Regions from separate parts of the Homo sapiens genome. Here region 2 is linked to region 1. Evidence: chromatin loops called from intact Hi-C (ENCODE). Cell type or tissue: heart left ventricle. All regions are shown on one strand. Links, peaks and the distances in the headings refer to the core of each region. The heading gives the core; the rest is flanking DNA.

Region 1 (16,153 bases), core at 816-3,315:
TGATGCAGGTGAGCCTCATCCAATCTGCTGAAGTCCTGAATAGAGAAAAGACAGACCTCCCCTGAGTTAGAAAGCATCCTTCGTGCGTGACTGCCTTTGAACTAGGACATCAGCCTTTTTCCTGTCTTTATATTCCAACTGAAAAATCAGCCCTTCCTGGGCTTGAGCCTGCTGGCCTTTGGATGGGAACCACACCATTGGCTCTCCTGGTTCTCAGGCCTTTAGACTCTAATTAGGTCTAAACCATAGGCTTCCCTGGGTCTCCAGCTTGTCAATTCATGCTAAAGATCTTGGAACCTGCCTACCTTCATAATCCCATAAACCAACCAATTCATTATGATCAGTCTCTCGCTCTCTCTGTGTGTGTGTGTGTGTGTGTGTGTGTCTGTGTATGTGTGTCTGCGTATGTGTATGTGTGTCTATCTATACATCTCTTATTGGTTCTGTCTCCAACTAACATAGTGTCTAATTGCCTCCTAAACTTTGAGGAGTTGAGTAGAGGGAATAACTGAGTCTCCCACTCCTGTCCCCAAAACACTGCCAATCTCCTGAAGCACTCCTTCCTGGTGGAATGTAACCCCTCAATTCTCTTCAGCACAGCCTCCCAGGCAGCTACTACTGGCTGATCTTTAGCCCATCCCTGCTGGCCAGGTAGGCCTCCTGTTCCCAAGGACCTGGATCCTAGTGCATGAGGCAGCAAAGACAGGAAGCAGCTTCCCCCAGGAAGTACCCGCTAGCCCAATCCTCAGGGACCCAGCGCTGGCTGCAGATATTGGAGGGCTCCAGTGTACTCCTGTATGACCCCAGATGTGCAGAAAACCAGGGACTGGGAAAGTTCTCAGCTCAGGGTGGCACCAGGGAAGCCACCTTCTTCTAACACTAGGACACCACACTCCCAGTTTGGGAATGAAAAACACATTGACTCAAGGAAAGGAAGGGAAGAGAGAGATGAAATTCACTGAGCATCTATTATGTACTATGCAGGGAAACATTGCTTGACCGTGGAGACCCTCCTTGGGAGAGTCAGTTGGTGAGATGAAATGCTAACATAAATGACACTCACAAGACAGGCTGGGTGAGCACTGTGAGAGGAGTGCAGTTGCTTCCTGATGGGCATTTGGGAAAATGTGAAGTCCACGCCTTTGGAGAGATCAGGAGCTTTCCCAGGCAAAAGAGAACCTTAGGAAGGTTTTTGAAGGCTGGGGCAGTTTCTAGAGATAGAGATCAGAGAAGGAGGGGTGAGATGCTACAGACAGAGGGCGCTGTGTGACCAAAAGTGGCAGCGTGCAGCACAGCGTGCTTTGGCTGGGGCTGAAAGGCAAGCTGGTGGGACGTGTGTAGGGTACACTGTGCTTTATATCTGCTTAGCTCTCTGCCTGCAAGCTGACACCTGTAGTGGGAAGGTCATGGACTGAGGAGCACACAGGGCAGTTTAAATTCTGGTCCTATAGGTTTTAAGATGCATAAACCCAGCTACTCACTTTGCCAAGCCTCAGTGTCCTACTATAAAATGGGACTAACAACATATTCCTTTCTAAGCTTGTTTTAAGAATTAGAGGCAATGTTGGTAAAGCAGGTCACTAGATTATAGGAGTGAAAAGCCTTTTCGCACAGGCTTCAGAGTCATAAAGATCAGACTTGAAGTCCCAGCTGTTTCTCCTCAACAGTGTGAATGTGCATAAATCCTTTAACTTGCCCAAGCTGTAGCTCCCTCTTCTACCTCTTAGGAGTATGTGCAGATGAAATAAAGCGATCCACGCAAAGCCATAGTTCAGGGTCCCCCCGCGTGCCGTGTTCTCTACATGTTAGCTCTTAATAGCACACACGTGGCAGCAGTTGCAAGTGCCTGGCACAAGGGGGCGCTCAATGGATGACCATTTCTAATGCGGTTCTCAGCCCAGAGATGGTTGTACCTTCTTGCAGCTACTAAGCGAGACCCTCTCCTCTGTAGTTCTGCGGACAAAAAAACTACTGGGAAGGCCTCTTCAGCCACTGTTAATGTTGGGCCCCTCCCTTCTCCCCGGGAGAAACTCTTCTCTGAGTTTCCCTCCTTCCATTCTTACCGCAGCCTTTCCTGCTGGACAGTCCAATTGTTGAGAGAGGGACTTCCTGTTACTGCAGAGAGAGTAAGGCTGCCTGTCCGTGGGCGCTGCAGATTTCTTGGTCATTGGAAAATCAATTTCTCTTGTGCAATAGGGATTAACACCTAAACCAGAAGAGGAAAAACAGCAAGAAATCATTTGTGCTCTCAAAATGCAAAGTTCAACTAAGAACAATATCAGCCCCTCATTAGCCAGGGGCCAGTGTGACTGTAAACCACTTAACACCCTGTGCCAGGTGCGTGGTGGGGAGAGGTGGCCGCGGAAGACATGAGCAGCATTGTCATGATCTCCACGCATGCTGTCTGTACTGCAGGGTGCAGATGGGACTCTCACTTCCATTTTACCTCCATTCAATGCAACAAGAGTTGACAGGCATTTCCTGCAAGTCAATCAGTGTGCTGAGCTCTCAGAAACCACAATGCTGCATCAGATCCAGGCCCCGGTGTTTTCAATCCCAACCAAGGAGAGAAAGGAGGAAAACACAAAGGTTTCCGAGGACAAGCACAAACAGGCGAGACCCAGTAGGAACAGGGGCAGGGGAGATCCTATCTGACTGGCTCTTACACAGGCACTCACACACAGGGATACACACACACGGAGACAACTCTTGATTCTTTGGATATCTGCAAAAATGCAAAGCGACAGGCTTCCTCTACTTTGTGGAAACCACAGACTTCCTTTCATCCAACCGGGAACTCTACCCTACCTCCCTACCCTACCACATCCAGCTGGGAAAACCTTCACAGATGATCTGATTTAACCTGTCATTGTCTACAACAGTGCTTCCCAAATGAAATATAATGCCAGCCACCTATGTAATTAAAAAATTTTCTAGTAGCCACATTTAAAAAGTGAAAAGAAACAGGAGAGATTAATTTTAATAATATATTTTATTTGGTCTGTTATATCTATTGTTCTTTCAACATATAAATAATATGTAAAATTATTAGTGAGATATTTTACATCCTTTTCTTCTTGCACTTAGTCTTTGAATCCAGTGGGTCTTTGATACTTTCTGCACATTCTGTTTGAATAAGTCACATTTCAAGTGCTCAAGACTACATGTGGCTAATGTGTTGGGCAGTTCCGTTCTAGAGGCCAGGAGAGGGGCAGGGTTTGCCTAGTATCCTGAGGGCCAAGTGAGGCTCGAGTGAATGGACAGGCTTTTGTGAAAAATTCCCCTAGAGGAAAAGGTAAGATTGGTGGTAGTTCAAAGGAAACACAGGATGGAGCAGGGTTGGGTTTGCTTTTATTTTCAGGATGGGAAAGACTTAAGCTTATTTATAGGCTGAAGAGAGGAAGCCACTGGCCAGGGTAGCTTGAGAAGAAAAGAGGAGTGGTATCTCTGAGGGTGTGAGATCCCTAAAAGGGGATGAGGAAAGGAACAAAGACAAGGTGAAGAAGGGAGAGGTTTTGGTCCATCGGGGCCCAGAGAGTGGCTGGGGAAACCTGCCCCTGCAAGAACAGCTGCTCCCAGCAGCTGCTTCAGCGCAAGTAGGTGGCCCTCTCTGAGTTACAGGGACCAACTGCTCCCAGATGGACCAGGAGGGAGAGGAAGCCAGAAGATTCAGAAAACCACACGCTGCAAAGAGAGGACACAGAATCAAGAAAGGGGGGTGAGAGGAGAGGCTAGACATCCTCTAGTGCTAACTCTGCCTGTGCATTATATTTATCCGGAGTGTTTAATAGAAAGGTAGATTTCAGTGCTCCACCCAACCTATTGATCCATATCTGCACGTTTCGGGTCTGGGGAAACCTGTATGTTTGTCAGCCTGTGCAGATGATGCAGGTGGCTCGTCATTTGTCCTTTGGGAACCCTGCTGGAGTTACTCCTTCCTCTATCAGTGAGGAAATGGAAGCCCAGAGGGTTCCGGATCAGTGAAGAAACAGTCTGAGGCATGACCTCAGCCTCCAGAATCCCAGTCTCCCTGCATTCTCTCCATCCACAGCAGTGCAAGGGTGACCTGTGACTTGAAGGTGGCCAGTGGTGCATGCTTTGGGTTCAGAGGGAATGAGGATGAACAAACAGGCTGCCAACTTGGAATGGTTCACAGAGCAGATCAACCTGACCTCAGAGCCACAGGAGAGCCCAGTGCAACTGCTCAGGCCACACCCAGCTCCACTTGTGTGGGGGTTCCAGTTCCCACTAGACATTCAGATCTGTGGGGACGCAGACCAGAGTCAGGACAGAGTGGGTTCTCCAAAACTCTCCCTGGTCTGGGGTCGATTTCTGTGCCCACTTCGGCCCACTGTTTCAGAACATTGCTTGTTGACGCACTCCAGCCAACTAGGAAATGTACCAAAATTATCATCTCCATTGGGGGAAGTTTAAACCAGTTAAGTGTAGAGTATTAAGTGAGTTAACTGAAAGCTGGTTATTACAACCCAATGCAAAAAAAAAAAAAACAAAAAAAAATAGTTTTTGAAAGGGGAGCTATATATTGTCATGATTATATACAAAAAAGCTATATTAGAGCTACATATTGTCATGAGTTTATAAAGTTATGTTGAATTACAAAATGGAAAAATCCATGGAAAAGGGATGAATAACACCAAGCTAACTTCTTCATCTTTCATGAGGGGGACAATTTGGAAAATGTTATGTCAGATATTAATTAATTGATTAAACTTAATTGGGTAATTAATTAAAACTTAAGGAAATCAGAAGTAGAGACAATAATTAAATAAACCTTTCACAATCATTATAGCAAGAGGCCAAGAACAAACAAATGGCAAGGAATCATCAAAATAAAAAGCATAAAAAGAGCTAAGTAAAAATAAATATGATCTATAACACTGATTTCAACTATCTGAGCTTCTTTTCTTTTTTTAAAATGGAGTTTCACTCTTGTTGCCCAGGCTAGAGTGCAGTGGCACAATCTCGGCTCACCACAACCTCTGCCTCCCAGGTTTAAGTGATTCTCCTGCCTCAGCCTCCTGAGTAGCTGGGATTACAGGCGTGTGCCACCACTCCCGGCTAATTTTGTATTTTTAGTAGAGACAGGGTTTCTCTATGTTGGTCAGGCTGGTCTCGAACTCCTGACCTCAGGTGATCCACCCACCTCGGCCTCCCAAAGTGCTGGGATTACAGGCGTGAGCCACTGCGCCCGGCCTTAAGCTTCTCTTCTTAAAAAAATTGCCAAATTTGCTTTCAGGGACCTAACTGCATATCGTTTGCATGAGATTAACAAAACAAACAAAAAACGCAAAATAAAAGGAACTGATTGTAAATAAGTGATGCTAGAATAATTCTCTATTCATTTAGAAAAAAAAAATCTACCTAGATTCTTACATCATATCAAACACCAAAAATAAACTACAGATAATACAGTAAATTTGAGGGAAAAAAGATAAATCATTTACAAATTAGAAGTATATATAGTCACAGACTTAATAGTTATCTGAATGTGGAAGTAACTTTCACATTAAAAAAGAAAAGATCAGTAAACTTGATTACATAAAGATTAAAACACCTTAATGTTAAAAAATTAAAATAAAAGCAACGAACTGGAGAAAGTATTTTCAACAAGTATGACGTCAAATATTAATTTAACCAAGAGGCTTTTTATAAATTAATGATAAAAAGATGATTATTTCAGTAAAGAATAGGCAAACTCACCAAAAACAAAATAAATAAATGAAGGAATGTTTAACTTCACCTGTATGAATGTTTAACTTCACCTCTTTTCGGGGGGGCAGGACAGGCTCTCACTCTGTTGCCCAGACCAGAGTGCAGTGGCACAATCATGGCTTACTGCAGCCTCAACCTCCCAGGCTCAAGGGATCCTCCTACCAGCTGGGACCTCAGGTACGAGCCATCATGCCTAGTGGGTTTTCTTTTTTTAAAAAAATTTTTTGTAGAGACATGGTTTCACTATATTGTCCAGGCTGATCTCAAACTCCTGGGTTCAAGCGATCCTCCTGCCTCAGCCTCCCAAAGGGCTAGAATGACAGGCAGAAGCTGTGGCAGCCAGCCTAGGTACTTTTTTTTTCCATCTATTTTTATCAGTGTATCAATCAGGGTTTGGGAAGAAACAAAAGGCACACTCAGTTGGGATTCTGAGAATTGGGTAAAGGAGCCATACACAGAGGGGTGGGCCGGGTTAGAAAAATAACGAGGCCTATTGAGGTACCAGACACTGTTACCACCCCAGGCTTGAAGGAGTAAGGTGGGGAAATGGTGTTACCAGAGCCCAGTGGGCACTGGAACCGACAGGCCACCCTAACACAATTTACTGTCATAGAGGGGCACAGCCACCACCAGCACTGCAGCACCAAGGTGGGGGAGCAGAGGAAGAAACACCCTGGTGGCTCTCTTCCCCCTGCCAGTCCTCCATTGATGCCTGTCATTGACTGAACTCAATCAGAAGCCAGAGAGCCAGGGAGCCCTGGGGATGCCAGGGAGCCAGGGAGCTCTGCGGGGTTCAGCTCCCAGGGGGCAAGAGGGCCTGGCTTCAGGGGCACGTGGCCTGCACAGTCACCTGGGGCCCTGTGATTGAAGAATCCCAACCTGGTTCAAAGATTTTCTTCTACCTTTTTGAAATTATTCATATATTTTTTGAACAGCAATCGTGCCTTTTCATTTTACAGTGAGTCCTACCAATTGTATAGCTGGTCTTGGCTGCAAAACAAAACAGTAAAAAAGCAAAGAATGGGTGAGGGAGAAAGGGAAAGGAGAAAAACCTGTAAATCTGTAAATTGCTGTAAAGCAAATATTTATCAAAAATCATAATCCCATGTGAGCTATGATTGAAGAAATAGGTATTCATATATATTATTGAAAGAATATTAGCTACTGAAATTTGGCAATACAGATAAAAAGCCTTAAACTACATCTACCGTTTAACCCCAAATTCCATTTCTAGAAAATTATGCTAGAATAAGTAAAAATTGATGATAAAAAAGCAAGTAACTTTTTAAAAATATTTTTATTTCCAATAATAGGAAATCACTAAGGATGGTGCATCATACAGCAGAATCATGTGAGACTCAGAGGGGACTTGCCCAAGATCACATAGGTCACTAGTTCTGGAAGCGGGACCCAGATCCAAGTGCCTTAGCTCCCAAATGTGAGCTCTTAACCAGGCCACTGCCTTCTGTATTTTCTTTGAAAGATCATCACAAACTCAGACAAAATCTCATGTACCTATTCAGCAACTTGATTAGACTAGTGAAAACCTGAGAATGACTTAAATACCTAATAACAGGGATTTGGTTAAGTAGATTTTATAAATATCTAATAATAGGGAGTTGGTTAACTAGATTTCATAAATTCATATAATAAAATACCATGGATCCACTAAAAAATGGTGTTTTCAAGAGTTTCTGATGACCTGAAATAGTTATATATAAATAAATGCGTGTGTGAAGTTTTTTATAGCATATGTAGGCATAGAAGGGAAATAACTGAATATGTTAACATAGATGATCTCTAATATTATGATTTGGTGTGATTTTAATTTCTTCAGGTTTTTCTGTATTATTGCATTCTTCACATTTTCTTGACTTTGTACTAGCCATCTTCTATTTTCAGCTAATAAAAATCATGAGCTCTTCCAACCTCAACTTCCATCATATTGCAGCTAAGAGACAGAAGCCTTCCCAAGACCAAGGAGCATGTTAGGAGACACAGCAGGAGTAAAGCCCGGTCTCTTCTTCCCCACACCCAGGTCTTTCCAGCATGGCACTTGGAGCCATGAGGAGAGCTGGCTAGACAACACAGAACTCTGGCTAGCCAGAGCATGCACACACTATGAAGCTGAGCAGACTCCAATGCTAGTTTACTCCAACTGGACCAGAAGAGAGCCGCTATCCTCCCAATAGTCCTGCTATCCAGGAACAGCTGAGCTCTGTTCCTGAAGACATGTTGGGAAGACACTTACTGGTTGAGTTGCTGCGTGCCCTTTGGTGGCAGGCTTTAGGAAACAGGAAGTTACTACTTTGTGCTTCTAGTTTTCCAGGCTTTTCTCGAGAGGAAGCTGTGGAAGATTCCTGCAAAACAATTGCCGTCTTTTTATTCAGCAAGTTAGAATAGAAAACTTGTGCTTAGCAAAATTGGATTTTGACACTGACCATAGAAGTACTCAGATTATCTGTCTCCCCTACTGAAATGATAAGTACTATAAGAGCAGGGATTTAGAATCACCATCATCCTTTCACTCATAGACATACATTCATTTGTTTAATTACAAATATTGAATGAATAGATTACATTAATAGTAAACTAATGCGACACAAATTGAATGAATCCTTCAGCTATTAGATGTCAAGTTCTTTGTTAGACATTGTGCACATAGCTGTGACCAAGACAGACAAGGATGTTGATCTTGGAGAAAATGCATTTTAGTGAAAGATGACTGACAATAAACAAGCAAAATAAAGGTGAAAGATAATTACAGAGAATGATAAGTGCTCTGAAGAAAAGAACTAGAGAGCAATGTGGATAGGGAGCCTGGAAGGTATGTTTTAGAGAGAAAGATCGAGCAAGTTACATTGTTCTGGCATACCTGGCACATAACAGGCACTTGCAACTATTTGCGGAATGAATGTTATATAAATGGATTTCTTAATATTGAACTATCCATGCATTATTAAGGGTATTATGATTTTACTATATTGCTTATTACTATATGCAAATATTTAATTTAGGGCTTTTAAAAATCAATATTGTTAAACTTGCTTATGGTTCTCTTATCCTTTTTCTACCTTGCTGTATCAATCAAATATATATATGTTAATTTATTATATATCTCTCCTCATCCTGGAATTTTAGGGATGGGTGTAGGGATATGGGCTGATAATGAGGATGACGGTATTAATTATTTTATCTTTCTGAAAGTTTTCTGATTGTTATTCTATTTTATAACTTTGTTATCCACAATGATCTTGACTTAATTCTTGAGTTATATTGGTTTTATTACTCACTACCATAATCCTTGTGTGTGTGTGCACATGTTGTGTGTGCGTATATGCACAAATATATATATATAGAGAGAGAGAGAGAGAGCGAGTGACAGAGAGAGAGAGAGAGAGCGCGTGCGCGAGTGACAGAGAGAGAGCAGGTCAGGACAGGGTGGTGCTCTGTTGTCTGGCTGGAGTACAGTGGTGTGATCTCGGCTCACTGCAGCCTTGACCTCCTGGGCTCCAGAGATCCTCCCACTCAGCCTCCTGAGTAGCTGGTACTACAGATGCATGCCAGCATGCCCAGCTAGTTTATGTATTTTTTGTAGAGACGGAGTTTCATCATGTTGCCCAGGCTGATCTCAAACTCCTGGGCTCAAGTGATCCTCCCACCTCAGCCTCCCAAAGTGTAAGGATTACAGGCGTGAGTCATCGTGACTAGACAATCAAATTTTCTTTGCTCTCTTTTTATACTAATAATTTAGAAAATATTTTATAGTATTGAGTATGTAAGCAGTATATTAAACAACATACTTGGACTCATTTCCATACCAGGGTCAGTAATGAAACAGAAAACATGACTCTCCCTCATCTAAGATGAGATTTTGAGACAACTTTTACTTTCTTCCCTCTCCTCATCCTGAGATTTTAGGGATGGGTATAGGGATAGAGACTGATAATGAGGATGATGGTATTAATTACTTTATTTCTCTTCCTGAAGCTGTTTTCTGGTTATTCTATTTTGTAACTTTGTTAGCCACAATGATCTTCACTTAACTCTTGAGTTATATTGGTTTTATTACTCTACCATAATTCTTGTATGTGTGTGCACATGCTCTGTGTGTGTGTACATCTGTGTGTGTGTCTGTGTGTGTGTTTTCTTTCAGGAAAGCTCTCTGAATATCTGCATGTCTAGGGATGTCTTTCTGTGGCTGTCACATGTGAATGATTGGCTGAGTATAGAATCTTTGGATATTGGTTACTCAACTTGGAAACTAGATGGCTTAAATGCTTTCTGGGACTTAGTGTTTCAGGGTATAGTTTGTTGGAGACACTGACACTCTATTATAACTCTATCCTAACTGACTTAACTGCATTTCTTAGAAGCCAGGCTTAGCAATGCCTGGTTAATTTCATGTGCCAAGGGTTTGCAGAACCCAGCACCTGGTGCATTTTCCAGAGCAGAGGGAGGATCTATGCTTGCCTCTCGCTGTGTGCCAAATAACCCACCCTCAGCTCCAGCCCCTGCCACTGTGAGCTAGTAGGTATTGAGGGGCTCTGCTGGAATCCCTCATTCCCTTGGCTTTTCCCTCTTATGTGGTCAATGGCAGGCTAATGAGCCCTTCCCTCAATCCAATCTCACCTGCACTTTGTCGTGCAGAAAGTTCTCATGAGTTCCAGAATGTGTTGGCCCCTTTCCATGGTTTCCTGTTTCTGACATGCATTTCTCCCTATTTGTATATTCCTTTTGAATTTTGATAGAAATTTCTAACAGGTGGAGGAGTTAATCAAGTGTACTCTGTCGCCAACTGGAGCCAGAAGTCCACTCAGTCTTTTTGAAAAAGATTGTTTCCAGTTCTGACACAAGGGGATCCTGCAAGAAACCACATGTCAATTCCCTTTTATTTCTTAAACAAGTCAATGTTTAAAACTAGAGAACTCATCCTGAAGGACTCCTTTTCAGCAGCAGATGGTGCTATATTAACTTGGACAAAATTACCTTCTATAACCAGGCTAACCAGGGAATTCTTTTAAAGGGGAGAAAGCAGTGACTATAGAGAAGGTAGTTGAGTTCAGTTGAATTCTTGAGACTCTGTATTGCCAGAACTTAGCATAATGAGTCGTTCTCTGAATTCAATGCTTCATAAAACACAATATGCAAAAGATATTTCTTAGTTACAGTAGATTGAGAAGGTAATGTCCTGATTCTAATTTCAAGACCTCCCTCTGGCACTGAGAAGTGAAAACTTCTTTATGTAATCCAGTAAGACTATGAAAGTAAAAAATAAAATGTGATTTTATTAATTTTTTCGGGTCCATTGAGCATAAGGAAGCCTAGTAAAACAGCCAGTTGGTCTACTTATCCATGAGGAGCAAGCCCTATGTGCAAAGGATCTTTGAAATTTGTATTTTATCTCAAATATCTAGCTGCATGAGCGTAAATAAGTAAATGATGTGTACACAATACATCGAATACTAAGCACCTTTAAAAATGTAGAGTCTGGGTGCGGTGGCTCACACCTGTAATCCCTGCACTTTGGGAGGCCAAATTGGGGGGTTCACTGGAGTTCAGGAGTTCAAGGAGTTCAAGACCACCCTGGCCAACATGGCAAAACCCTGTCTCTACTAAAAATACAAAAAAACTAGCCGGCATGTTGGCATGCACCTGTGGTCCCAGCTACTTGGGAGGCTGAGGCAGGAGAATCACATAAACCTGGGAGGCAGAGGTTGCAGTGAACCAAGATCCTGCCACTGTACTTCAGCCTGGGTGACAGAGCGAGACTCTGTCTCAAAAAAAAAAAAAAAAAAAGTTTGTAAAGAGTTGTGACATAGGTATACCTGTGTTATCATAGTAAGTTAAAAAAAGATATTATCTAATGATGATGACTGACTACAATCATGTAAAATATACATAGAAAAAGGGCAAAAAGGCTGGAAATAAGTATACCAAAACAGTAACACTCATTCATTCAACAAATGTTTATTAAGCACTTACTCTGTACCAGGCACTGTTCCAAGTACTGAGGATGTGACAGCAGACATGAAACACAAGGTCTTGCTCTCATGAATTAGCAAGAGTGGGTTTGGGTGATGGGATTATGAATACTATTTTTTCACATGTTTCTGTATTTTCTATATTTTCCATAGAGAGAATATACTACTTTTAGAATCAAACCAAAAATAAATGATTACTTTTACATTTATTTCAATTGTCACATTGGTAGACTTAAAGCCTGCTTATTTTTAAACATCTTTCTTTTAATCCTCTTTGTAAGTCCTGAGTCCAAGGCACAGTTGGAAATTGCCTGGCCTGTAAAGCCAATTGATGGCAGGAGAATCATAGGAAGTGGAGCCTCTCCCTGCCCCGCCCACCCAGATTAGCTGTAAATACTTAATGCCGTGTTAGAGGGAAAGCTTTCTCTGGGGGTTTCAATGTTGGCTGTAGAAGGCCTTATCCAAAAGACACTGAACCGACTGGGTCCCCACTTGGCCCCTCAGTTCTCCACATTTCAGTGGCTCAGTCTCTTCTTTCCATGGCACCTGGGAACAGCAATCTCAGTTTCCACATGCAGGGAGGTGTAGCCTCTTGTGCATGCGCAAGGCTATGCAGATGAGTCCTTCTCCTTCCTTCACAAGTCTGTATCCTCCAACCAAAGCCATCTCAGACACAGATGACAGAAGGTTGTTCCCTTCCCACTGCCATGCAGCCAGTCTCTGAAGTAGCTGGAGGCTCCAGTAAGGTGTATCTCACTAGGCTATAATCAAGTTCTTTGACAGTTTTGTGAAATTGATGTGCTTCACTTCAACATGGCCGTGGTGTGAAGTGGCTCATTAGATGGCTACTATAGGAGAGAATAGAAATGTTCTATCTCGACCCAAGTTGAGGTCTAAGTAGCAATTTCCTATGAAACACATATAAAGCCATATGACTCCTAAAGGTTCCTGAAACAGAGGCAGTGCACACATTTTTGGACCTTCTGTTTTCTCGACACCAACAAGGGTCTAGTACTCATCTATACTCTGGGACTATTTCAAGTTATTGTTCAAGCTAAACAGTTTCTTCATCAGAAATGAGTCGTAGGGAAAGGGTCATGAGACCAGCAGCACTAACTCTCTCATGACTCTGAGCTTGTCAATTATCTGGGCTCAGTTTCCTCTTTAGTAAAGCTAAGGGGTGAACTAAACAATCTCTAAAATCACTTTCAGCTCTTTACTTTTAATAGTAACTGATGGTTATGTTTAAAGGGCACCTCTCTCAAATGATCACATGTCAGAACATCTTACATAAGAACAAAGCATCTGGTCTCTCTCTGGCAAGTATGTCCTGGGTGGAGAGGTTTCTCATCAAAGGATTCTCTGTAGGAGCCCCACGAACGTCTGCACAGTGTGACTCCCTCCCAGCACACAGAACAGAACTCTTCTGTTTCTGCTCTCAAGGTGGGGCTGCTGTCAGAGCTGAGGATTTGTCATCGAGGTCAGGGGCTGTCAAAATCATTTCTAAACACATTTTCCCTATTCTCATCAGAGACTGTGGCCCTGGGCAGAGGTTCTGTGGGTGATACACCCCGTAATTACCTGGGTAGCAGTCTCTCCATCTGCCAGTCCCCATGGCAACTGAGCGAGAAATGGGGTCAACTGTCCAGAGAACTCTTTAAATATTTTTTCCAAAGTTAGGATTGGTCATGTGACTGCTAGGGCTAAACAGTCAACTCCAAGAAATGGGGAAAAAAACAAAAACAAACAAGATTCTCATGCAACCAAGGAATGGACCCAGAATGAAGATGGAGAATTCTGGGGCATTGTGTCCTGCAAACAAGGTGATTCCAAAGCCTAAACTTCTCCCCAAAGATCATGACAATTCCATTGCTCTGTTAGGAGTGTTTATTTTTTATGTAGCCAGCCCTGGCTGACATCACTGGCATTACTGACAGAAGCCTGATGCTTCTGGAGTTGGCTGACTGCATTCCCCTTCCATCCAAACCTTACCATTTTCTCTTTGAACTCAGATGCCATAGCTGCTCCAGTCTAAGAGAACCACAAAATAGAATTCAACTGTCCTCCTGATTGAGGCTTATTTCCTGTGGTTGAATTGATCATACGGCTACAGGCTTTGATCCTCCAGTCATGAGGATAAACAAGTAGGCCCCAGCAGATTGGTTCTGGGATGGCCACATGTCATGTGGGATGATGAGGCCACAGATCTCCTGATATGGAGGGGAAGGTTGGGAACCAGAAATCTAAAACTTCTCAAGTTCTTACTCTCCGACCCCTGCATGACTGCAGTTCCCATGTCCTTATAATCTTACCTTCTCAACCTTCCCCAGCACACCCATTCCCACTGCCAATGGCATAGCTCAGGATATTTGTTTTAGATTGGACTATTATTAATACAATGCCCTAGGGGGTATAGAAAAACTATTTTAAAAATATATTTTACAAATAGTGCTGGGACAACCAGATATTCACATGCAAAAGAGTGAAGCTGGACTCCTCTATCACACCATACACAAAAAGGACCTCAAAATAGATCATAGATCTATATGTGAGAGCTAATACTATAAAAGTCTTAAAGAAAATATAGGAGTAAATCTTGGGTTGGGTTAGGGAGAGGCTTCTTCAATACGATACAAAAAGCACAAATGACAAAAGATAAATGAGCTTCATCAAAATTTAAAACTTTTGTGCCTCAAAGGACACCATCAAGAAAGTGAAAAAACAACCTACAGAAATGGAGAAAATATTTGCAAATCATATATCTGATAAGGGACTTGTGTATCTAGAGTATACAAAGGATGCTTACCACTCAAAAATAAAAAGACAAATAACCTAATTTTTATAAATAGGCAAAAAATGTGAATAGACATTTTTTCAAATGATATACAAGAGACTAGAAGCACATAAAAAGATATTCAACATCATTAGCCATCAAGGAAATGCAAATCAAAACCACAATGAGATACCACTCGCATGCACTAGGATGGCTATAATCACAACCACTTTATACCTGCTAGTGTAAGGAGGATATGAGAAATTGGAATGCTCTTACATTGATGATGGAAATGTAAAATGGAGCAGGGGGTTTGGAAAACAGTGTCAGTTTTTCAAAAAGTTAAGTATAGAGTTACCATATGATGCAGCAGTTCCATTCCTAGGTATATACCCAAGGGAAATGAAAACATAAAACCACACAAAAACTTGTACAAAAAAGTTCAAAGCAGCATTATTCATGATATCCAGAACATAGAAACAACCTGTGTCCATTACCTGATAAATGGATGAATAAAATGGAATATATCCATATAATAGAAGATTGCCAATTAAAATGAATGAACTGATACATGCTACAACATGGATGAGTCTTGAAAACATTAAATGAAACGAAAGAAGCCAGTCACGAGAGACCACATATTGTATAATTCTATTTATATTATGTCCAGAATAAGCAAATCTATAGATAGAAAGTGGATTAGTGGGTAATTAGGGATCGGGCAGGAATGAGGGGTATAAGGAGTAACAGCTAATGGGCAGGAGGTTTCTTTTTCGGGGGACAAAAATGTTCTAAAACTAGACAGTGGTGTGGTTGTACAACTCTGTAAATATACTAAAAACCATTTAACATTACACTTTAAATGGTTTAATTGTGTGGTATGTGAGTTAATATCTTAATAAAACCATTAAAAAATAGAATATTCACTCATCTATTCCTAATTTCCCTGCCTTTAATCTTTTCTCCCTTAAATTCCTCTGCACCTTGTTGCCAGCATAATTTTATAAAAATGCAAATGCTACCCATGAAACTTTCTGATTAAAACTAATGGCTCTGTCTTTCACGAATTCAAGTCCAAATCCAAACCCCTTGGTATGTCATTCAACATCCCTTCTCCTCTGACACTACCCAGATAGCCCCAAATCTCCATTGCACTTTGTTAGTCCACTTCCTACCAGTGAATCCTGGTATTTCCTGCTGTTTGTATAGTTACCCATCCATTCTCTCCTTCATCCTTCTGGAATCAATTTAGAATTGATTTACAGAACCTTTGTAGTGATGTCCCCAGACAAATAGCTGTCTCCTGAGAAAACCATGGACTTCTCCACCAATCAGACCCTAGGAAGGATTAAAATATCCATAGTTGTTTACAGTTGTTTTCAAACCTGATAGGACCAGTTTTTCATTGCTCTTCATCTTGACTCATCTTACGTGTTTTTCCAAACACATTACAGCATTATGTTACTAAGAAATTATTTCTGTTAATAATTTGGGAGAAGTTCCTCTTGAAAAAAAACTGTAGGTAATATTAAAATAATTGGCTATTTTTTTCCAGAAACAGTGTCTATATTTTTATTTACTTAATAGAAATGACTCTCAGTAGAGTTTCCATTATGCTAGTTCCAGTGGGATTTTTGAAAGGAGTAAGCAAAGTAATATATGC
Region 2 (16,153 bases), core at 8,683-11,182, 89 kb after region 1:
AAGCCAAGATGTCCATAATTGGGGAATGGTTAAATAAATTACTGCACAGGCATCTGATCTGTTTTTCTGAGGTTGGTAAGACTGGTGGTTCAGATAACTTTGTCGGAACTGAGAAGTTATCCACAACCCAATGTCGAGTGGAAGCATCAGCATGTGAGCAGTATGGATATGTAGAAAGCTCACCGTGCTTTTTCAGCTGCATACTGCTTACTAAGAGTACAGGCTTTAGGATGGAATAGACCCGCCTGTGTTCAAATCTGTCCTGCCACTCACCACCTGGTTAAACTCCCTGTGTCTTGTTTTGGTTCACCTGAGAAGTAAAGACAACAGCATGTACCCCACAGTGCTGTAGGTAAAAATAAAAAATAAAAATAAAAATAAAGCGCTGTAGGTAAGATCAAATGAGTCAGTGCTCATGCAGGTTGATCCTAAATCAATGCCTGGTGCTGAAAGCACTCAGGAAGAGGGAGCTGCTGGTATTACTGAGGGCTTTCCAGGGTTCAGGGCGAGGCCTCTGGTAGTGAGGGATGCACACTGAGGGGTTGGCTGCCAGATGTGGGGAACAGAGACAACTGGCTGATACACAGGCAAAACCTTGCCCCACCAGCAAAAAGATCTTATTCCCTTAGCTAACAAGTCACCATAATTTGTTTAAGATGCTGCAAGAAAAACAGACTGGATGGATGTACACTTAAAAAACTCACAGTGGCTAGGTTAAGCTGGTAAGATTTAAAACACTTTCTTTTCCCATCCCTATTCTACAATTCGCCCATTTGCTTCTCCATCTCTGCCCCAGTGTAACTCCCACACACCCTTCAGAAAACAACTCAAATAGCACCTCCTCAGGGAAGCCCCACGCTGATCTGCCAGACTAGGCCAGTTCCCTGTTACAGCCTCCCATAGAACTTAACCCTCTTTGCCGTTATATTTATGTGTGTACAGTTGTTTGTTTAATGTGTCCCATTAGATCCCCAGAGCCCAGCACAGTGCTTGAAGCCTAGAATACTCTAAATAAATAATTTGTTGAAAATAAATTCCAGGCTGGGCACAGTGGCTCACCAGCCTGAGCAACATAGGAAGACTCCATCTCTACAAAAAAATAAAATTTAGCCAGGCATGGTGGCACGCTCCTGTAGTCTCAGCTACTAAGGAGGGTGAGGTGGGAGAACTACTTGAACCCAGGAGGTTGAGGCCATAGTGAGCCATGATCATGCCACTGCACTCTAGCCTGGGCGACAGATGAGATCCTGTCAAAAAAAAAAAAAGGAAAAGAAAAGAAAAAAAGCAATGAAAATGAATTCCAAGTGTTTGGGAAAGTGATTTCACTCTTTGTATATTGAAAAGTAAATAGGAAATTAGGAGGAGACGGAGAGTAATAAAACTATATCCATGCTTGTCCCGGGCAACATTACATAGCTCTTAACTATCAAAGACATATGGCAGTGTGTCATGTGGTTTTACTTTTTTTATTGGAGAGACGTTGGGGGGATGGTGGGGGAAGGTGTGCAGCAGAATCCTCCTCAAACCCTACGCCCCACCCTCCAGCCCTATGCAGAGCCTCCCTCTGCTTCCCACAGGCCCAGCCCCTCCTTGCTGACAGGGGCCAAGTCCCAAGGATCCCCAGGTGACTCGATTCCTATTTCCCAGCAGAAGGAGTCAAGGCACCTATGGTGGAGACCACAGGACCCAACTATTATTGAGGACACATCCAACCACCATGACCACATGCTCAGAATCTGCACATGTGAAATAGCAGAGCTGGAGTGTTTTTAGAGGCCATGTCTAGTCCAACACCCTTCCATCCACTTTATAGACAGGGACACTGAGTCCCAGATATGGAAAGGGGCTTATCCAAAGGCACACTTCTATGCAAGGATTTAACTGGACAGGTGTCCCTGCATGTGAATGCCCAATCTTCTAACAGCCTAACTCAGAGAAAGAAGGCACTGTGTCAAATGTATTGAGTAGTTGATGGGGCATCGCCCGGATAAGCTCCTCACCCCTGGACCGAGGTGTTCATTCCCACAGCTGACATAAGTGTTGCCTGTGACAACTCACAACTGAGTCCCTCTCGGGAAACTGCCTTCAGCCAAAGACAGTTGCCTCACCCAAGGTTATGCCTGGATTCCAGGGGCAGCCCACAAGCAATGACTGGTCACTGCAGGGATACAAAACCCCATAAGATCCCCTGGATCCGCTGAGGCCAGTGTTGCAACTGCATCACAGCCCAACTTCTCCATCTGTCTGGTTCTGTCTCCCTCACCCCACGCTGGTGTTGTTCCCAGAGCACACACCAATGAACTTCCTATGCGCAAATCTCTGTCTCACCATCTGTTACCAGGGAAACCCAACCAAAGGCAGTGCAGCCAGGGTAGGAAGTGGTAAGACCTCCCTGTGAATCAGAGTGAATAAAATGGTTTCACCAAACACGGAGCACCTAGTAAACACCAGGTCAAGTCCCACCCTCGAAGATCCCCAGTGGAAGTAAATGCATCCATGTCATCTGCCTCCAAAGGGAGGCCGCCTGAATGCTCACCCTACTTTCTGCTATACGAAGAGCCAGGGCTACTTTGGGCCCTCAAGCACTCTTTTCTTCATCCTCAAGCCTGTATATCTATGATGGTTGCTGTGAGAGAAGAGGGGAGCAGCCTGCTTAGGAGAGCTGACATATCCTCTGAATACGTACATGCCATTTGGGTCATTTCACACACTTTATCTTAGTTATTGTTTCTGCCGTCCTCTGAGGTAAGAATTTATGACCACCGTTTTGCAAAGGAGGAAAGTGAGCCTTTGAATGCCTTTTCCAAGATCAAGGAGCCTGTTACCCTCAGAGCCAAGATTCCATCCCAGGTGGCCACGCCCCATGGCCCAGGTTCTTATTCCCTACACCCCACTGCCTTTCTTCAGACTTCAGCGGATGCCTTAATGCAACCTAAGCAAGTAGATGCCAGGGTTCTAGCCATATCTTTCTGTAGCTAGAAAAGTCAGAATATGCCTTTGACTTGCTTACTTCTCCTTTTTAAGGAAAACCATGTGTTTACTCTCTTATGCCAAAGTTGCAACAGAGCTGAAGTTTCGCCAGTGTTAACTTTAAAAGTTGGGCAGAAGGGTTAAAACGTTCTGCCCTGATGCCTGTTTATGTTTCCAGAGCAAAAGAAGAAGATTTTAATAAGAAATGCTCTCATCTGTTGGGCTGTACCTGCAGGAAGGTAGGGGATCTGGATGGAGGCCCCTCCCAGTTCTCAGATCTGCTCCAGAGACCAGCACTCCGTTCACTTCTCCCGGAGCTGAGCAGCTCCCTCTTCTGTTCTGCTTCTGCTGAAACTGGAGCGGAACTGGTGGGGACCCTGACAGCTAGCGTTTTAGACACTGATGCCTCTGCCCCTTGAAGAGGAAGCCGGGGCACATGGAAAACCATTGCCCTGGCCAGGGTTCACTCTCCTCCCCTGTGGGGGTCCTGCAATTGCCCTTCCCGAACTCTCTGCCAAGCACTTGGTGAGCACTCAGCCAGCCTCTGCAAAGACAGGCATTGTGTCCTATTGTAGCACACGTGTGCACACACTTACACGTGTGCACACACACTCACACGTGTGCACACACACACTCACTCATATACTACACAGTGGGACCAAAACCATGCTTCCATTCCCCTGGGAGGATGTCAGGAAGGGTCCACCCCTCCATTCCAACCTCCCCTGAGTCCCCTGGGATAGGAGAAGGAGCTCCACTCACCGTTCTGCCTTCTCGGGAAGACTCTCTTCTGCAAACTCATTGCACAGGGTTTGAGGGAGGGAGAGAGAGCTGTGAAAAGTTCCTCCAAACCAGGATCAGGGGTCCATGGGAGGATCGATGGCAGCTTCTCGGCTGGGAGTATTTGAATATGAGTTAAAACTACAAAGTAACTCCTCGTTAGAACTGTTTTTTCCTCGGCAGGGAGGGAGAAAAAAAAAATCCCTTTCCCTCTGCCAGAAAATCTTTAACGTTTCACAACGGTCGCTTCCAACTCCTGCCCTCCTTGAGAAGCAAATGTGTATAAAGGCAATGTTATTTCACTGAATCAAGCCCTCAGAGCATAAGCCTTTTCCTGTACCACAAACAGAAATGTAAAACCTCAAACTTTCCTTTGGACTTGGAGTCTGTTGTGAGAGGGCAGAACACAACCCTTTCTGAGGTCTAATGTATGGAAAATGTGCCGCACTGTTTAGATCATCGCAAGCACTTGAATCTCTGCCCCCCTCTTCTACTTTTTTTTTTTAATGAGTTCTGGTGTGTTTATGTAATTGCATGGGACAAACACTACACCTAAAATCCTTGCCCAAAGTTGAAGTGATTCATTTTCTCCTTCACACACACCACACACAAACACAGCGCCTGTTTAATCCAAGTGAAAACGCCTTTCATAAAATCTGCAAAGAGCTTGGGCAGAGAGACCCATGGTGAATGCAGCCTGTGTCCTGAGAAGGGCAACTGGGCTCGGGGGAAGGTGGAGGCTGACTTTAATCAAGACAAACAGAAGGCGCTCTGACTCCTGCCATGCCGGGACAAAAAAGGGATAAATGAAAAAGGGGCTTGGGCTCCGGGTAATGGTGCTATAAAACATTTTCAGCCTACTCTACCCAATTTCCTCCGCTTGCCTTCTCATACCAGGACATTTTATTTTTGGACTTGGACAAGATGTACTATTATTTAAAATGACCAATTTGACTGCTGGGTTAAATAAATCCTTGGATCACCATTGGAAAGACCAAAAGAATATACAGTGAGTGGGCAAACAAAACTGAAAACTGAGAAAGTAATATCCACCCCTCTGGTGGAAGAGTGTGATGATTTTCTGGACATAGCAATGTGAGACTGAATGGGAGGGAAAACCTGCTCTGTTTGATAGAGAGAAAAACTTACCAGGAAAGCAAGTGAGACAGATCCTGGTCTAGTCCCTGAGTTATCTGTCACCAGCCAAGGGCCCCAGGTCTTTCTGGGATGGGCCCCCTGCCGTGGTGCCTCTGGCCTCAATATCACTGCTACCACTCAGGGCTCCAAAGAGTCGTGGCCACTGGCATCACCATCACTCTGCTCAATCCACTGCCAAGACACTGTGACTCTCGTACTCCCTCTGCACCCCTCACCCCCATGCAAATATACTTTAGATAATCATTTCTCAAGGCAGTGCTACAGGTTGCCAGAGAAACTCTGCTATCAGCACCTGGAGTCAGAACAGCTCCCTGAGAGCCATCATCACCCCTGGGTGAGGGTGGGGACCCTACACTGGCACTTCCTGACCCTTCCTTACTCTGATTATTGAATGAACTGCCTAGGCTCTGAAACTGCAGGATGCTGCAGCTGTGCCAGGAGCACTGTGAGGGCCAGAAACTGGCCTTGCATTTTAGTCGTACCCAATGGCAGCAACAATAAGCAATAGGCTAGATAAATTCTGGGAGTACTCTGCAGATATTAAGATGATGTGAGGCCAGACACCGTGGCTCACACCTGTAATCTCAGCACTTTGGGAGGCCAAGGTGGGTGGATCACCTGGGGTCAGGAGTTCAAGACCAGCCTGGCCAACATGGCGAAACCCCATTTCTACTAAAAATACAAAAATTAGCCAGGTGTGGTGGCATGTGCCTGTAATCCCAGCTACTCGGGAGGCTGAGGCAGGAGAATTGCTTGAATCCAGGAGGTGGACATTGCAGTGAGCCAAGATCGTGCCACTGCACTCCAGCCTGGGTGACAAAGTGAGACTTTGTCTCAAAAAAAAAAAAAAAAGAAAGACAGAAAAGAAAAGAAATTAAGATGATGTGATAAAATAAGATGTATTGCCATAGAAAGATGTCTGCATTATATTATTAAGTGAATAAAACCGCTTACAAAAAAACATGGTGTAAATACGATCCACATACATGAAACAAGATCAGATCTGGAGAATAAAATTGAGTTTTTTATTTTTATTTTCACCATGAGCTTTTCAATATCCCTTTGGGCTTTTCACTTTCAATTCATGCCATCTATATGATTATTAAAAAAAAATAAGTCAAAGCATTGGCTTTAGAATTTCTAAATAGACTTTGTTAAATCAGTAGCAAAGACCATAATACTGAAAACCATGGTTCATAATGATATGAATCAAGCCTTTGACAAAAGTGTGATGGACAGAAAAATGGCTTCTCCAGAGATGTCCACATCCTGAACCTGGGAACCTGTGAATATGTGATGTTACATGACAAGGGAGGATAAGATTGCAGATGGAATTAAGGTTGCTAATCAGCTGACTTCGAAATAAAGGAATCATCCTGCATGATCCAGGCTGGCCTAGTGTAATCACAAGTATCCTTAAAAGTGGAAGGAACAGCTCGGCTCAGTGGCTCCTGCCTGTAATCCCAGCACTTTGAGAGGCCAAGGTGGGTAGATCACCTGAGGTCAGAAGTTCAAGACCAGCCTGACCAACATGGTGAAACCCCATCTCTACTAAAAATACAAAAATTAGCCAGGCATGGTGGCATGCACCTGCAATCCCAGCTACTCGGGAGGCTGAGGCAGGAGAATCTCTTGAACCCGGGAGGCGGACGTTGCAGTGAGCTGTGATCATGCCATTGCACTCCAGCCCAGGCAACAAGAGTGAAACTCCATCTCAAAAAAAAAAAAAAAAAAAAAAGTGGAAGGATCAGAGAACCAGATGCCTCAGCAGCTAATATAGTGAGGACGGTCCTGGACAAAGGAGAGACTGACAGGTGACATCTGTAGTGAATTCCAACAGAGAGGCAACTGCGAGTTGTGTGCACCTTCCAAACACAACAGCCCAGCAGGGAAAAGCCTGAATTGAGTGAGTAGTTACCCAGAGGAGACTGTGTTTTATATTAAGAGTGGAGGGAGGTAGAAGAGGAGGTCAGAGTCAGAGTGAGACTTGAAGATGCTCTGCTGCTGACTTTAAAGATGCAGGAAGGGACCATGAGCCAAGGGAATGCAGGTGGCCTCCAGAGGCTGAAAAAGCAAGGAAATGGATTATCCCTTCTAGCCTCCAGAAAGAAGTGCAATCCTGCTGTCACCTTGATTTTAGCCCAGGAAGACCCATGTTGGGCTTCTGACCTCCGGAAATGTAAGCTAATAACTTTGCCTTGTTTAAGCCACTAAACTTGTGTGGCTTATCCAGATAAATATATTTGATTTGTTTTTATTTTGTTTGTTTCTTTGATGCAAAAAGCTTGGCTTTGACTACAAAGAGAAAAGCCTGGAGGATGCAAAGCGCAAAATTTATGTCATTAACCACGAACTTGGGTAGAACATGAGATGCTATCTGAGCAGCTTTCTTCTTATCCAAAAGCAGATAAAAGTCTGCCCAGCTGAAGGGAGGGTGACGTTCAAAGGCCACAGGTTGGAGCCTGAGAGGGTCTCTGCCCACTCTGCTCCTTTCCGAAGTCGGCACCGAGAGATAGGGGCCATCCACACTGGAGAAAACTGCTCAGAGACCTGTATCCCACTCCCTGCCTGAGATTCTGGGAGAAAAGAGCCTCTTTGAGTGTGAGTCTACACAGAGTAGAAATATCCACCTGGGATATTTAGACAAAGATTCTGGGACACTCTCCCGAGTCTTCCTTTGGGGGTGGGAGTATAGCTGAAAGTTTCCTGTGCCTTGAAGAGGTACCCAGGATTGTCCTGATGTGCCAGCTGCCCCAGGGAGCTCTTGACAGTCAGACACAGAGGAAGCAGGATGACCTTCACGGATCAGAGAACCAGATGTCTCGGCAGCCCATGTGGTGAGGATGGGACCTCCCTGGACAAAGGAGAGGCTGACAGGTGACATCCGCAATGAATTCCAGCAGAGAGGCAACTGCGAGTTGTGTGCACCTTCCAAACACCACCATACTACACAGCAGCCCAGCAGGGAAAATCCTGAATTGAGTGAGTAGTTACCCAGAGGAGACTGTGTTTTAAGTTTAGAGTGACTAAATTTACTTTGAATTGACAAAATTAACTTTCCATCATCCACAACAATGGAGATTTAAGAGTCGACATTCAATCACATGGAAATAAATAAGGTTGCATGTTTGTACATAATTTTTTTTGTTAATAGCTTATTGGCTGTATGCCAATGTTTGAACAAAGATTATCTCAGGCTAGTGGGATTATTTATTTTTTCTGTATTTGCTAATTTATTTTTTGCCAAAAGAAACATGTTTGTTCCTTGACAAAAAGGGAGGAAATAGGGCCAGGTATGGTGGCTCATACCTGTAGTCCCAGCACTTTGGGAGGCGAAGGTGGGAGAATTGCTTGAACCCTGGGGTTTGAGACCAGCCTGGGCAATATAGCAAAACCCTGTCTCTTAAAAAAAAGTGTATATATATATTTATATATAAATATATATTATATATTACATATATTTTAAAACAGGGGGGAGGGGATATACATTTGTATAAAAATATGGGAAGCCCTAGTCTTTGGGAGGCCAGAACTATGCATTTATGAAGAGATTGTATTCTCAATGAGGAGGAGATCTTTGTTTTGTTCACCGATTTATCCCAAGTGCCTAGAACGATGTCTGGCACAGAGTAGATGCTCAACAAATATTTGTTGAATGACTTCCTCAAACAATTCACATGCCTCTACGACAACCTAGATGTCTAGTTTCCAGCGTTGATGACAAGCTTTTATCTTATTCTGTATGTTCCTAGGGACTTTGGTGGGAAGATCAGGAGGCTACATTGGGAATCACTAGCCAGACACCATGTCTTTTGAGGTTAACATTTCTGAGTTTGCAGCAGTGTTGAAATTAAGCTAGAGCTGTGGGCCTGTTGTTTTTGGCCTCTTGGCTTAGGAATCTCATGCATGTGCATCTCAGATGAAAGGTCCTTGACACTGACTTCTGAGTTTCTACCACCAGCCCCAGGAAGAGACCCCAAAGCACCAAGCTTCTTTGCACACCTCCTTCCTCTCTAGACTATGTCCCTCAACCTGGAAGAATGGGTGGGGGTCAGAATGGCACCATCCCAATTATAACCACAAATTAGAAAAGCTGGAAAGCTGGAATGAGCTTTAGGGGGTTGGGGAGAAACCACATTTGGGGAGGTCTTCTCTCTATTTCTTTCATTCTTTCTATATGACCTCTTCCCATACACAAACCCAAATCCTTGCCATCCCTCCCCTGCATAAAAGGAGCCGAGGGAACAGGTTTTTGTTACACCCAACTGTCTATAACGAAGAATGAAAGGTCCTGCCTCTTACCAGTTAAACCACCTTGGGAGAGACATAACTTCAGCCACCCATCATGAGGTCAGGAGATCGAGACCATCCTGGCTAACAAGGTGAAACCCTGTCTCTACTAAAAATACAAAAAATTAGCCGGGCGCGGTGGCGGGCGCCTGTAGTCCCAGCTACTCGGGAGGCTGAGGCAGGAGAATGGCGTGAACCCGGGAAGCGGAGCTTGCAGTGAGCCGAGATTGCGCCACTGCAGTCCGCAGTCCGGCCTGGGCGACAGAGCGAGACTCCGTCTCAAAAAAAAAATAAAAAAAAAAAAAAAATTCAGCCACCCATACACATTCCAATTTCTGTTCCCTCTTGGCCGCTGGCTGTGCCCCCATTAGCAGCACCCCTTACTGGCCCCTAGCACTGACAGTTTGTTGGTGTCCCCCACACACTCAACAGTCCCTTGGATTGTTCTCCCTTCAGATGATTGGGTCCCCTTCCTCAGCTAGTCCTTGTGCCCCCCAGCCCCTCAGGGCTATGGACACAGATGCTTCCAGTTGCTACCGGGCCTTCCCCAGCCCTGAGCTGATTGTGACTGGGCTGCCAGGATGTTGGGGGGCTCAGAGAGCTTGGCACGCGAGGCCCGCAGTGACCTGCACTGCTGTGGGCATAGGATCTACTGTGCCTGGAATGAGCCCTGAGTCCTCCCAGGTCTCATGTATTGACTTGGTCTGCCTAGCCTGCCTCCCGCTGCTGTTGCCTGGCCTGTGCCTTCCCTGTTGGGCCTGGAGCCCGCCCTAAACCCTGCCCCTTGGCCGTATGTTCCCTCTTGTTTAGCGGCCTCTAGCGTAGAGACTGGACTGTATAGTCGGCCCCTACTTCATTCTCCCAAAGCCACAAGTTACTGCCCCTACCAGATTCAGCACAGGCCACTTCTGCGGGGCAGACAGCCCAAATCCAGTCCAACTGCACCACTCCCTGTTATATAATGGATCTGTAGTGTTCCCGAGGGGCCAGACCTACAGCAGCCCCGGGACCAGTTCCCACAGCCGACTTCCTCCCGTTTCCCATTGCCTGGACCTCTGAGTTCTCAGCTGACGCTGTCAAATCACATTTAACACTTCAGGAGCTGAGCCATTGCCTGCCAGCATCATCCCAAGATCACAAACCTCTAAAACTTGGCTTCTTCATTCTCCACCGGGGCCTTGTGTAGCAAATGGCCTGCAACATCTTCCAGGCCCTGTCATCAGAAGAGCCAGCATTGTCTCTCAAACCCTTGGCCACTTCCCACACATTCCCATGGAGAGCTGCCACACTGAATGGAGTGACATGTGACAACTTACATGACAGTGACCGCATGGGAGATGGGGCTGGCTCAGAAAATGCCAGTAAACTATTTTTCAGTCTAATGTGTAATCATTAACCCCAATGCCTTCAACTCTGCGGATGGTAAGTGCACCTAATAATCAATGTTCTTATTCAACCAGCTCATTAGTTTTAAAATGTTCACTGCCTTCATCATTTGTTTTTGCATTCAGAACATTATAGAGGCAGGCCATTATATCAATTTATGGATTTTTAAATGCTTTATTATTTTTCAACATTCATGTGAAGGACAAATTGAGCCTCATTCAACATTCAAAGAAGGGCAAAAGCACAGACTGAGTGATGGTGGTAGTAGTGATGATGGCAATGATGGTGGTGGTTATGATGATGGCAGTCATGGTAGTGTTGAAAATAGTGATGATGGTGATCATGGTAGTGGTGATAATAGTGATGATGGTGGTGGTGGTGGTGGTGGTGATGATGGGGACGATAGTGATGATGGTGTGGTGGTGGTTGATGGTGTTTATGATGGTGATGATGGTGGTGGTAGCTGGTGGTGTTTATGATGGTGATGATGGTGATGGTAGTGATGGCAGCTACCATTTCCTGAGTGTTTACTCTGTGCCAGGTACTGTGCTAATCACTTCACCTGTATTACCTCTCTGAATTAAGGCATATTGTGGTCAGCAGCACATTGTAGAATGCCATCAAAGTTTGGTTATCTCCTCCAAACTAGACAAGAGCAGGAAAGAAACTGACAAATATCAATTGACACTTATGGCCACTATCTGGCTGGCTGACTGACTGTGGAGGTTCATCTGGATTGTCTGTTGTAGTAAAGGGAAAAAGTAAAGTGACTCCAATACCAGCCCATTACAGGGACCCAAGAAGCAATAGGGGACCCAGAGAGTAACACATGGCACCCAGGAATGAGTTAGGAACCAGAACTAACATGAAAGTCCTGGGTTAATCCCTGGGGCATCATATCTTTGCTCCCCCTTGAGGTGGAGATAAGCAAGTAATAAGTACATCATTTGGAAGATGGTAAGTAAGTTCTGCTCTTCCTACCTTAAGTCAGTTTTGTCTTGCAGAAATTATTGAGTTGTTCTAGCTAGGAAAACCTGGAGGGGGCAGAGGCTTGGCTGGAATGCGGAGTATTCCAGCTCATGCTGCCACAGATTGCTAAGCCAGGGGGGACAAAGGATTGTTGTCTGAATTCCACCTCTCCAAGGGAAACTGAATGTGTTTGGATGGATGTCAACCAGAAAGAGGCCAATGGTCCACCCAAGGCCAGATCTACTCACTGAGGCAGTTTAAAGTACAGAGAGTTAGCACAAAAGGCCAGAGCTCTGTTCTCAAGGAAGGCCCCAGAGTCAAGTTGCAAAGATCAGATCTCAGCCCTATGTCCAAAAGTGGTGACTGCAGAACTAAGAACACAGAGTGGGGGTAGACTGGATGACTTAAAGGCCAGGAGTGAGCTCGAGGGAAAGAAGAACTCCAACAATGAAAACACAGACAAGACCTCACAGAGGGGATGACATTAGGCTTAGCCTCAAAGGTATTTCCAGTCCCCCCAGGATGCCTTCTCAACTCCTTCCAGGTCATCTCACACTTTTCTCTTCCTTTACATCGACCACAGAGCCAAAATAAATCAGTAGTGAGGCTGTCAAGTTCTGGAGGCTCCCCCAGATCAGCCCCACTCTAAGCTTGGAGCTCACTTGGGTTACTGACTCTATGCCTACCCCATCTGCAGTAGACACAACCCCACTGTAGGCTTGGAGCTTATCTGGGCTGCTGGCTCCATGCCTGCAACATCTGCAGTGGACACAGCCCCACTGTTGGCTTAGAACTCACTTGGGTTGCTGTCTCCATGCCTGCACCATCTGCTATGGACACAGTGGACACAGGCCCACTGTAGGCTTGGAGCTCACTTGGGTTGCTGTCTCCATGTCTGCACCATACACAGTGGACCCAGCCCCACTGCAGGCTAGGAATTCCTACTCAGGTTGCTCTCTCTGTGCCTCCACCATTTCTGCTCCAACAGCTCCACTGTTTCTCTAGAGGCATTTTTTCATCTTTCCTCCTCCCTCTGCTGCTCCTTCTTCCTCTGCCCCTGAAACCTTAGCCTGTTCCTGTCCTTGCCCTTTACAAGAATCTCATTTGCAGCTGACACCCATCCTGCACTGTTAAGGAATCAATGGAAAGGCCCACCTAGAGCCCTGTGACTGAGCTCTCCTCCTTGGAGCCTCCTGTTGTCACCTTACTGTTTTCACCAGTGCTACTGCTTTCCATCAGCCATCCTCCTCCCACCCTGGTCCCTGAAAGGCCTGAGCCCAGATGCTTTGCTTCCAGGGTATTGGCCATTCACTCACACAAGTGAAACTTCCCACTCACCTAATAGCCAGAGAAGTTGTTATAGCCCCAAATCACATTGTTAGATGGTCATAGAACATGTTGCCTGTATCTTTCCTCTTTCCCTGAGATCATACTGGTTACAACTGTCACAAAATCAAAGCTCAGGAGGCCAAGGTGGCCAGATTATTTGAGTCCAGGAGTTCAAGACCAGCCTGGGCAACATAGTGAGACCCCCATCTCTGAAAAAAAAATTAATTGGTCATGTTGGCATGCACCAGTAATCCCAGCTACTCTGGAGGCTGAAGTGGGAGGATTACTTGAGCCCAGGAGGTCGAGGCTGTGGTGAGCTGTGATTGTGCCACTGCAATCCAGCCTGGGTGACAGAGCGAGCCCCATCTCCAAAAATAATAAGAAGAAAGAAAGAAAAATCAAAGCTCAGATGCCATCTATGTTGTCCTCATTTCTCTGATGCATTAGATTTCAATTCTGTAACTAAAAAGAACAAACTTCATTTCTTCCCAAGATGCATTCAGTAGTCAGCAAAGAGCAACTGAATGGCTGCTGGGCTTCTGTCCTCAAAACCTCTCTATTGGAGACTGACAGAGGGGACAGAGGCAAGTACATTACAGTGGGGTGATTTGGGGGATAAAGCTTAGCCCTGGGAGATGTGGGAGCACAGAAGAAGGCACAGACCCTGCTGAGTTAGGTCAGATAAATGCTGGATAGACGAATGAATTGACTCTGAACCTCGGGTGAGATGGCCAGCTGGAAAAGGGTGATGGGCATGTTTGAGTCACAGGCACCAGTATGCACCATGGTACAAGGACAGGAAATAGGAGGATGAGTTCAAGGAACCACAGTCTAATATATCAAGAATATTTCTGAGCGCCTTGTGTTTTCTCTGCTAGCACCATTACTATATTCCACATTACCCAACCCAGATAGCTACAATCTATCCCTGACTCCTTTTTTTTTTCCTTATCTCAACTTTCAGCTCAATTCCTGACAGTTATATTTTCTTTGTTTCTTTTTTTATTATTATTTGAGACAGAGTCTTGTGCTGTTGCTCAGGCTGGAGTGCAGGGGCTCGAGCTCGACTCACTGCAACCTTTGCCTCCTGGGTTCAAGCGATTCTGGTGCCTCAGCCTCAGTAGTAGCTGGGATTACAGGTGCACACCACCATGATTGGTTAATTTTTCTTGTATTTTTAGTAGAGATGTGGTTTTGCCATGTTGGCCAGGCTGGTCTTGAACTCCTGGCCTCAAGCAATCTGCCCACCTCAACTTCCCAAAGTGCTGGGATTAGACGTGAGCCACTGTTCCTGGCCCCTCACAGTTATATATTCTAAACATCTCTCAGACCCACTGACTTCTCTGCCACTTCCTGGCTTAGGCTTTCATACTATTCAGCCAGAATAACCCAAGAGTCTCCTAATTTCTCTACCTTTATCCATTCTTACTCTCTCAAATTCATCCTCTCTCATAACCATAGAAATCTGACCTTTTGGCCAGGCACAGTGGCTCACACCTGCATCCCAACACTTTAAGAGAGGAGACTGGGGTAGGAAGATTGCTTGAGACCAGGAATTCAAGACCAGCCTGGGCAACATAGGGAGACCCTCTCTCAAGAAAGAAGAAGAAGGAAGAGGAAGAGGAGGAGGGGAAGAAGTCTGACCTTTATATTTGCCATTGAACACTCGACTGAGAGACTATATAAACTATCTGAAAAAAATCCCAAACCTTCTGAATAAGGCATGTAAGCCTTTATATAACTAAGCCCTGTCTACTTGCTTCAAATGCCAGGCTCCAGCAAAGCCGAAATTGTGCTAATTGTCTGCTTTCACTGCTGTCTGTCACCTCCATGCTTTTGTGCATCTGTCCCCTCTCTTCCTTTACCTTTCTCACCCTTTGATTGCCAGCTCAGGGATCACCCTTCTAAAATTCTCCTTTGAATGCTCCCCACCACTGATATAATTCATGCCCCTTTCCCACGCTACTAAGATTCTCTGCATATTTCTAATGCTGGGCTTTCTCTGTAATTATTTGTTGACATGTCCATCTTCTCCACTGGGTTGTGAACACATTGAGGCCAAATACTAGCTCTTATTCATCTTTGTGTTCCCTGATCTAACTCAGTGTCTGGCATACAGTGTCAGGCATTGAGTGAAGACTCAAAATTGCCTAAACTAATTAAATAATGGCATTGGTGACTGATACTTCTAGTTACTAAAATAATGAATGCAGGGAAAAAAACTGGAATGATGAGAAAGATGATGAGCTCAGTTTGGACATATGGTTTGGAGCATCTGTGGGCTACAGAGAGTAGAGATGTCTGATGGGCATATGGATGCAGGAACTGGAGGTCAGGAGAGAGATCTGGGATGGGGATAGAAATATGAACATCACTGGTGTATAGAAAGTAGTTGAAGTCAAAGGTTCTGATTTAAAACAATATAGAAAGCACAGTAAGAAAAATGGACTAAGTTCTGATTCAAGCAGCAGAGACAGAAGAAAACAAAAATAACAACAATACCAAAAAAAATGGGCTATGCATGAAGCCTTATAAAATTTCAACATTGAAGAAACAAGCAATGGAAAAGACATCCAACAGAGATGCAACACCAAGACAGGGAAGAGACTGAAGAGAGATAAAATTAAGAAAGTTCCAACACGGAAGCCAAGGGGAAGGGAGGATATATTTTGCATGTTGTTCAGTCTTTGCTGGCTTTGGGACAAAATAAATAAACCCTAAGAACCTTGGGCAAATTCATTTGGCCTTCCCTCTCTCTTGCAGAAAAGACTAGCGTTCAGCGTTCCCTTGAATTAAATAGCTGTAATTTCTAGGGTGCTAAGGAAGAATGTTTTGGGGAAGAGTAGATGGACATAACTGAGAATCTGTTCAGCATTTCCATTGACTTCCCAAACCTCGTGCTAATTTGTACAGCCCATAGTCCATTTCCCATAATTTGAAATCGCTGTGTATTTGAATAGAAATATAATCCACATGTTCATGATTCATTTGCACTTTATGTAACCAAATGTTGGTCTGTAGCTGTTTGATGTCCAAGAGACCATCTGAAAAGTCTTTGCAGCCAGAAGTCATGAGTTGCCAAGAAAATTAAGAGAAAAACCTCAGCCAGCCCTATCTATAATCCAAGGCAGTCGGCAGGAAATGAATAGGTACAGTGTGAAAGACAGAGCATTCAAGCTGCCAATTGTTAGATCAGATCCATGTTCTATGTCTCAAGTTCCAGCCACTTGATGCTAAAGAAGCCATATCAACACACAGGCAATGCCTGGAG

The links. Hi-C counts contacts between places; a loop is a spot of excess contacts. Peaks named below come from ENCODE experiments on the same cell type or tissue, not always from the same donor. Only the 100,000 strongest peaks of a DNase experiment are listed, where the experiment ranks them.
Region 2: a loop joins it to region 1, with 2.9 times the contacts of the local background. A loop is called at or near these places in 12 of 110 quality-filtered maps.

Annotation. Positions count from the first base shown.
Region 1 is chr15:81,251,712-81,267,864 of GRCh38, reverse strand. IL16 (interleukin 16) reads right to left here. Exons shown (of 19, transcript NM_172217.5): 3 at 7,985-8,093; 4 at 2,064-2,206. Among named protein-coding and RNA genes, the nearest start is that of IL16, 63 kb to the right of the region's middle. RefSeq lists an enhancer at 2,497-2,566. In heart left ventricle, for the core only: CTCF peaks have their summits at 1,239 and 1,849 (motif pointing right); DNase peaks (open chromatin) are centred at 1,284 and 1,844.
Region 2 is chr15:81,170,476-81,186,628 of GRCh38, reverse strand. It overlaps a transcript of IL16 not described here. Among named protein-coding and RNA genes, the nearest start is that of IL16, 18 kb to the left of the region's middle. In heart left ventricle, for the core only: a CTCF peak has its summit at 10,033; a DNase peak (open chromatin) is centred at 10,018; H3K27ac peaks cover 1,907 bases.